2 separate regions of the Mus musculus genome follow, and region 1 is linked to region 2. Evidence: chromatin contacts called from ENCODE Hi-C or POLR2A ChIA-PET data. All regions are on one chromosome and are shown on one strand. The core of a region is the stretch at or near the end of the contact, and the rest is flanking DNA. Distances in the headings are between cores, read along the strand shown. Region 1 holds the start of S1pr3 (sphingosine-1-phosphate receptor 3). Region 2 holds the start of Nxnl2 (nucleoredoxin-like 2).

Region 1 (3,063 bases), core at 96-2,595, 240 kb before region 2:
CACCACCACCACCACCACCACCACCACCACCACCACCACCACCACCACCACCTCAACCAAACAGCCCTGACCACAGCCACAACTTGCCAGGCCTTTACCTGAGGTATGCAACCCCTTGCTCCACTTTCTAGGAATTATATTCTCTTGGCCCTCCCTGTCTGCTTGGTTTTCGTCTATAAAGGATGGAACTTTGAATAGATACATTTTTGTAGGTGGTGATATGCAATACCAGAGACTTCTGGCTGCAGACCTTAGAATGAGTGACTCTGGAGGCTTTGGAGGAGGGGGTGTCAAGAAGAAGAGGTGTTTGTTTAAAGCAAAGGATTCCCTTTAAACAGCTGACGAGAAACCCCCTTTTACATCAAATCTAAGGAACATGGTGTCAGGATTGTTAAAGGCTGGAGAGACAGGGACGCAGAGACCATGTACAGGCACATGGTTAATGGTCACCCTTCCCTTTCTTCTATTTCAGTTAAGAACATATGACACACCAATCTTCTCTCTCATTATCACTTTGCTGGCACCTTGTCTTCTAGCTCCAGGCCTGACACTCCTAATTGCCTAGTTTGAGAAGTGCTAAGAAAACTGGAATTTTGTCACTAATAAAACTTAAAAGAATCATTTGCTTTCTCCCAGAGGGAAAACCCACAGCCGTTCCCAGTGCCCAGGTTTTCTTCTCCTAAGATTGTCTAACTTCTTAATTAGCCAAGTAAAGCAAGAATCTTTCCCTTGGACAGCCTGCTCACTCTGCTCCGAGTTTACAAACACATTTAGAAAGCCCTGGTTGTTATTTAAAGGAACCCTATACCTCTCCACCAGCTCCAACAGGCGGTTATGTCCTGTTCTCCGGGATATGAACAGGAGGGGGTGGCCGAAGCGAGGCACTCGCGAGCCCAAGTCACTCTGGTGCCCCGACTTGGTTGAAATTTTATCCAAAAAGGGGGTTCGGGTGAACCCCCAGGCGCTCAACCCGCGACTCTGGTCTGTGCAACCCCGGGATCCGGTCCCGCCGCTCACCTCGTTCTGCAAGGCGCATCTGGGCTGGTTGCATGCTGCCGTGTCTCAGCTAAGACTCCCGTCTAGGGGCTCCTCCGGAGGTCGCTCGTGGCCTCAGGTTTCTCTCCCGCTAGGCTTGTCCAGCCACCTTGCTCAGCACCCGGACCTTGTCGCCTGCCCCTGAACTTGTTCTCCCAGACTCTGCCCCAGAGAATCCGAAGGCAAACTTTTGCCACTGCCCTCCGGGGCGGGGCCCAAACTCACCCCGCCTCCTGCCGCCCCTAACCCAAGCTTCAGAGCTTCGCGGGCTGGTCCCCAGATACGCCCTGGTTCCCAGCCACGTCCCCGCCTCGGGCTACGTCCCCGCCCAGTCTCTGGATTACTTCTCTGCATCCGCGCTGTCTGGACTCTGGGACTCGGGCTGGGGCTCTTCAACCCTCTGTATCCCTCTGCCCCTATTCCTCTGCCGATCATCTACCCCCACCCCCAAACCTATACTCTGACTCCAAGGTTCTGCGTCTATCCTGCTAATTTTAAGTGCTCCAGAACCCAGCAGCTGCAGATACCTAACCGGGTGCAGAACTGGGCTTGGGTAGATATCTACCTAAGTGTCCAGAAGGATTTGAGCGGATTCTTATTAATACTGTTACTCACCTTGAGGTGACCAGTGTTAACTATACTATCTTTAACCTGAAATCAACCGACTACCAGCTTGAGCTGGTAAGCTAAGCCCCCTGCCCCTTTGGACTCCTGCCCCTGCCCCCATCCCTTTCGGAGCTGAAGGCAGGGACCCCAGCCTCTTGTGCATTTCAGGTCCTGACTCCTGTGTCTTGTCTACCTTAGTTAACTGTACCCAGTCTACTCCTGCGCTCTGGGCAAGCCTCACCGGCCATGTGGGGAGAAATGAGAATCTTTGGGGGGAACCGCAGGCACAATTGTCAGTTACAAAGGAAATGCAAAAGATCTCCAGACCAGCTTGGGGAAGGAGAGGGGAGAGGAAGCAGACCGCAGCTAAATTCCCGAGCAGGCAGGGTTCCAGGTCCCTGCTACCTTTTCTCTGGGGCTTTCTTGCCTACAGAAGATGAATTTACCGCTTTCTTGGGATTCATCTGGCATGTAAAGGCAGCTCTTGGCCGGTCTTGGCCTTCTCTGTTGTCTGGTGAGACGCACAAGCCCTCCGGGTCACAGGAGCCAGGCTGCAGAGCTCCAGCTGCCTTGGCTGCTCAGTAGCAGCGCGATTCTCCTGAGCTCTGGTCCTACTGCCTAGCCTCCCAAATTTGCCTAGTGTCTTGGACACAGCTGGGGAAAGCTAGTTCTCTCCCCAAGTGCAGTGAGAATGGGCGTGTCTCTGTATACTTGACTCCTACAGCATCCAGTTAAAGAAAGCAGAGGTGGCCACAGTTGAAGATGCTTCTGTAGCTGTTTCTGCAGCCACTTCCTGAGGCCAGGGTAACAACAGTTTCTTGGTCGCTATGTCTAACCCCACAAAAAGGCCTGGTGCTCTAGCTGTTTCTCACTGTGTCACCATCACTGCCCCGGCTGCTGGAGGTGTGTTTTATACAGCATCTGTCTCTCCATTCCCCGGGTAAATGGTCCTCTGGATAGAAGAGGGTGACCCTGAGTCTCTCTATGACAGCTCCTCCAGCCTCAGACACCAGACTCCCACAGCCTGAGAGGTACCAGGGCTCTTACTGCTAATGACAGTCTTTCCTAAGAGTGATTCCACCCACAGCATCCCTGTGGTATCCCTGAAACCTGTCTTTCAATGAGGTTTCTTTTCCCTCCAAGTTTCCTAACCAGAAGCAGCCATCTTCCCAGTCCAGGCCTCCTTCTCCCTGTCTTGTTCCTTGTTGTGATGTCTGTTCTGATGGAGGCTCTAGCTCTCACTGCTGTGATGGAGGCCCCTCCCCTGTCTGCTGTGATGGAGACCTTTCTTCTGTGGACCATGCTAGTGACCTTACCCCTCCTGCTGTTCTGTATCTGGGCTTTAAAGCTCAGATACTCAGCTCTCAGTGGGTCTCTAGGTCCATAGAGCCCGCTACAGGCAGATTTCTCCAAATGCATCTT
Region 2 (3,200 bases), core at 502-3,001:
AAGGCCTCAAGCCTGCCCCAAGGCTAAGCAGCTTCCCCAGGGTTCTCCACCTCCCAGGGAATCACCAAAGAGAATGAGTTTAGGAAACCCCCAGGGAGGTGGTTCCGACAGTAAAGAGCTTTGCGAGCATGAGGGCATAAATTCGGTCCCGAAAAACCACATATAAAACACTCATAATCCCAGAGCTGAGAAGGCAGAGACTGATGTCCTAGGGCTCACTGGCCCGCTAGCCTAGCCAGCTAAGTGAATTACAGGAGAGTGCAAGGCCCTGTCTCAAAAAAGCAAGGTGGTGACATCTGCGAAATAATAGCAGAGGTTGTCTACTGACATGCATGCACAAGTGCACACTTGTGAACGTGCACACACGGACACATACACACAGAGAGAGAATAAGGGGGCTTCTAGTTATTATGAATCCATGGGACATCTCAAAGTTGGCTTTGCTTCGTTTTCCAGAAAGGATTCACCGGTAGCATCGCAACTTGGATAACAAAGCCAGGACCCAGAGTTAAAGGATACCCAGGAACTGACATCTGTCCTAGAAGCGGGCAGGTCTGGGGGACGTGTGTTATGAGATCTCCATCTGGACTCTTCCATACCCACCTCTCACCCTTTATTGCTTCTTCTCCTGAAACTCTCAAGCCCTGCCTGCTCTAACATCTGTAGTTAGGGAACTCCATTGCTGTAGGTAAAAATAAGTCGCAGAGATGGCTAGCTAATATTTGACCTAGCTCTTCCCGCTATGAGCGCTATGAGGCCCTCCCCACTTCTCCCGGGGTACATCCGCTCCCCCCAACTCAGCTCTGTGGATAAGGCGGGGATCCACAGCGTCAGGAGGGTGGCTTCCCACCCTTCCTTCTGCCCACTGATCAAGGAGCCTAGCTAAGGGATGCCAGCCAGCATCAGTACCAGTCCTGGGGCTCCTGAGACATGTGAATTCCTGACACTCCAATCGTAAAAGGCAGAAAACGCTGGCAGACCGGAGCCCCGTGGATGCTGAAACCAAGATTCGGGGGAATTGGCCCACATTGAGATCTGAACAGCAAAAAAGGCCAGATAGAAAGTTAAGGGCTCTGAAACAATAGCACGGTACAGGTGCAGTCCTGGGGGAGCCAGAGCGCCAGCCCCATGACCCCTGGGTCCCCACTCACTGCCGGTAGGGGTCGTGGAAGGGCAATGCCAGCCAGGAGCCGTGCAGCTCGCGCATGAAGTCCAACATCTCCTCCGCACTGCCGTCTGCCGACACGAAAACCACCTCGAAGGGAGCGGGCCGCCGCGCCTCGCTCACCAGCTCCGTGTAGAAGTCGCAGAGCAGCGGCGTGAAGTCGCGGCTGGGCGAGCACCGGCCCGCCGCAAAGTACAAAGCTACCACCTTGTTCTGCAGCGCCACCTCGGCCTCCACCACCGTGCCCTCCCGGGTCACCAGGCGCCGCCCGCCCAGCACGTCCACCATCGCCACGAGCTCGGCGTGAAGAGGACACAGTGGAGAGACGAGCCCTGGGCTGCACGGCCACCTGTTAGCTGGAAGATGACACTGAGCCTCCCGCAGCACTAGGCGCCTCTCAGCCCCGCCTTCTGCTGGAACAGCTCACCTTGAGCCGAAGGGAGGAGAGAGCACAGTGGCCACTCCAGAAGCTGCGACAGCAGCGATGACAGCTGGGTGCCCCGCACCAAAAAGCAGAGCCACGCCATCAACCTCTCCCACCCTCTATTTTATCCTGCCTTGCAAACCCTCTCTACCCACCAGAGTCCTTAACATCCACCAGAGCCCTGCCCCGCTCCACCTGCGCCCCGCCCACCGGCATCCTGTCTCGCTCACCCACAACTAGTCCGGACATCCGAGGCTTGTTCGGGTCCACGCCCCCATCCCACCCCACGGGCCCAGTTCCACACCACCTAATCCACTCCTGCTCTGTTCTGCGGACCGGAGTTCTGTTCCGCCCACCAGCCCCTCCCCACCTCACCCAAAAGAGCCTAGACTCACCAGGGTTCTGCCCCGCCCACTGCCCCTACTCCTCCATCCACGCCACGCCCCTCACCCTCCCTTGGAGAATCTTCCAGCCCTAGATAAGCCTTACAGCTTTCCTGGCTCCAGCTGGCCATCTCCAATCCGCCCTCCCAATCCAGAAAAGCATTCCCTCATTGAGCCTGGAGCCCCCACCCCCACCCCCCACCCCCGAAGCTGTTGTGTCTGCTTAGGGCCTCTGAAAAGGGTTGAGGAAGCTAAAGGGTTCTTCTACCTCTAATCGAAATAGGCAGGCTATGGGGAGCCTGGGCTCTTGTGTTCCGGATGTATACCTCCACCGCCCATATCCTGGAGTTCTGGAAGAAAATTGAGGGCAGATCTCAACGTTGACGGAGGAGAGCCAGAGTGCTAAAGATACGCAGGCGCTGTGACGGTCCAGAAGTTTTTACAGTAAGAAAGTTTCAGCTCCCTGCCAAGCTGGAGGAGGCACTCTTGTGGGTCAGCGTGTACCGGCACACCCAAAACCTTAGGGATCTAGATAACTAACCCTCAAGAGCAGTATTTTAAAAATTAAAGAGTAGGATCTGGAAAGATGGCTGAGTCATTAAGAGCGCTGGCTGGTGGCTCTTGCCGAGGACGCGTGTTCTTTTGTCAGCACCCTCAAGGTGGCTTACAAAACTTCTGAAACTCCAGTTCTAAGGGATCACACACCCTCTTCTGGCTTCTAAGGGCACCAGGCACACATATGGTACAATGCGGGCAACGCATTCATACACATAAAGTAAGAATAAATAAAACATATTGCAAAAAGGTTGTAGGAAATTATTGAAACTTAGAGGCGGTGACGGAAACCAGCATATAGGATCCCAGATCATGCCACTTTGGTGCGCTGGTTGTTTGGAGTTCTAAGCACTCTGAAAACAGCAAACCGAGGAGAGGTTTCTCTGTGCTTCCCCGTTGTGCCCTCAAGGCAGGTTTGCCGAGAGAACTGAACTGCCATCGACAGAGACTTTCACAATTCCCAGACAAACTGCCTGAGCCTCCTCTATCTCATGTGTATTCCTCCAAGGACCTGTTCATCTCCAGTAAGTGAGCTACGCCTGCCTTTCCCCTGTGGGGGTGGACTAAATCCCTCGACCCTGTCACATTCACCGGTAGTCACTTTTCTATCCCCATATCAACTGCTAAAGAGTGGTTTTCCCCTATGCACCTGCCAAGTGTCAGCTTATTCAAC

What was found. Hi-C counts contacts between places; a loop is a spot of excess contacts on that map. ChIA-PET counts read pairs that join two places held with the same protein, here RNA polymerase II (POLR2A).
Region 1: a loop to region 2 is called in a map of T-helper 17 cell, with 2.3 times the contacts of the local background. The contact joins the promoter of S1pr3 here to the promoter of Nxnl2 in region 2. A Hi-C loop is called at or near these places in 8 of 37 maps with a recorded cell type or tissue (CH12.LX, CH12F3, Patski and 4 more). POLR2A ChIA-PET finds 5 or more read pairs at or near these places in 1 of 5 experiments (embryonic stem cell).

What each region holds. Positions count from the first base shown.
Region 1 is chr13:51,406,900-51,409,962 of GRCm38, reverse strand. S1pr3 (sphingosine-1-phosphate receptor 3) reads right to left here and starts at 1,345. Exons shown (of 2, transcript NM_010101.4): 1 at 1,018-1,345. All of the region lies in intron 1 of Gm32834 (a long non-coding RNA gene), which reads left to right.
Region 2 is chr13:51,169,576-51,172,775 of GRCm38, reverse strand. It overlaps Nxnl2 (nucleoredoxin-like 2), which reads right to left and starts at 1,751. Exons shown (of 2, transcript NM_029173.4): 1 at 1,152-1,751. The coding sequence starts at 1,453.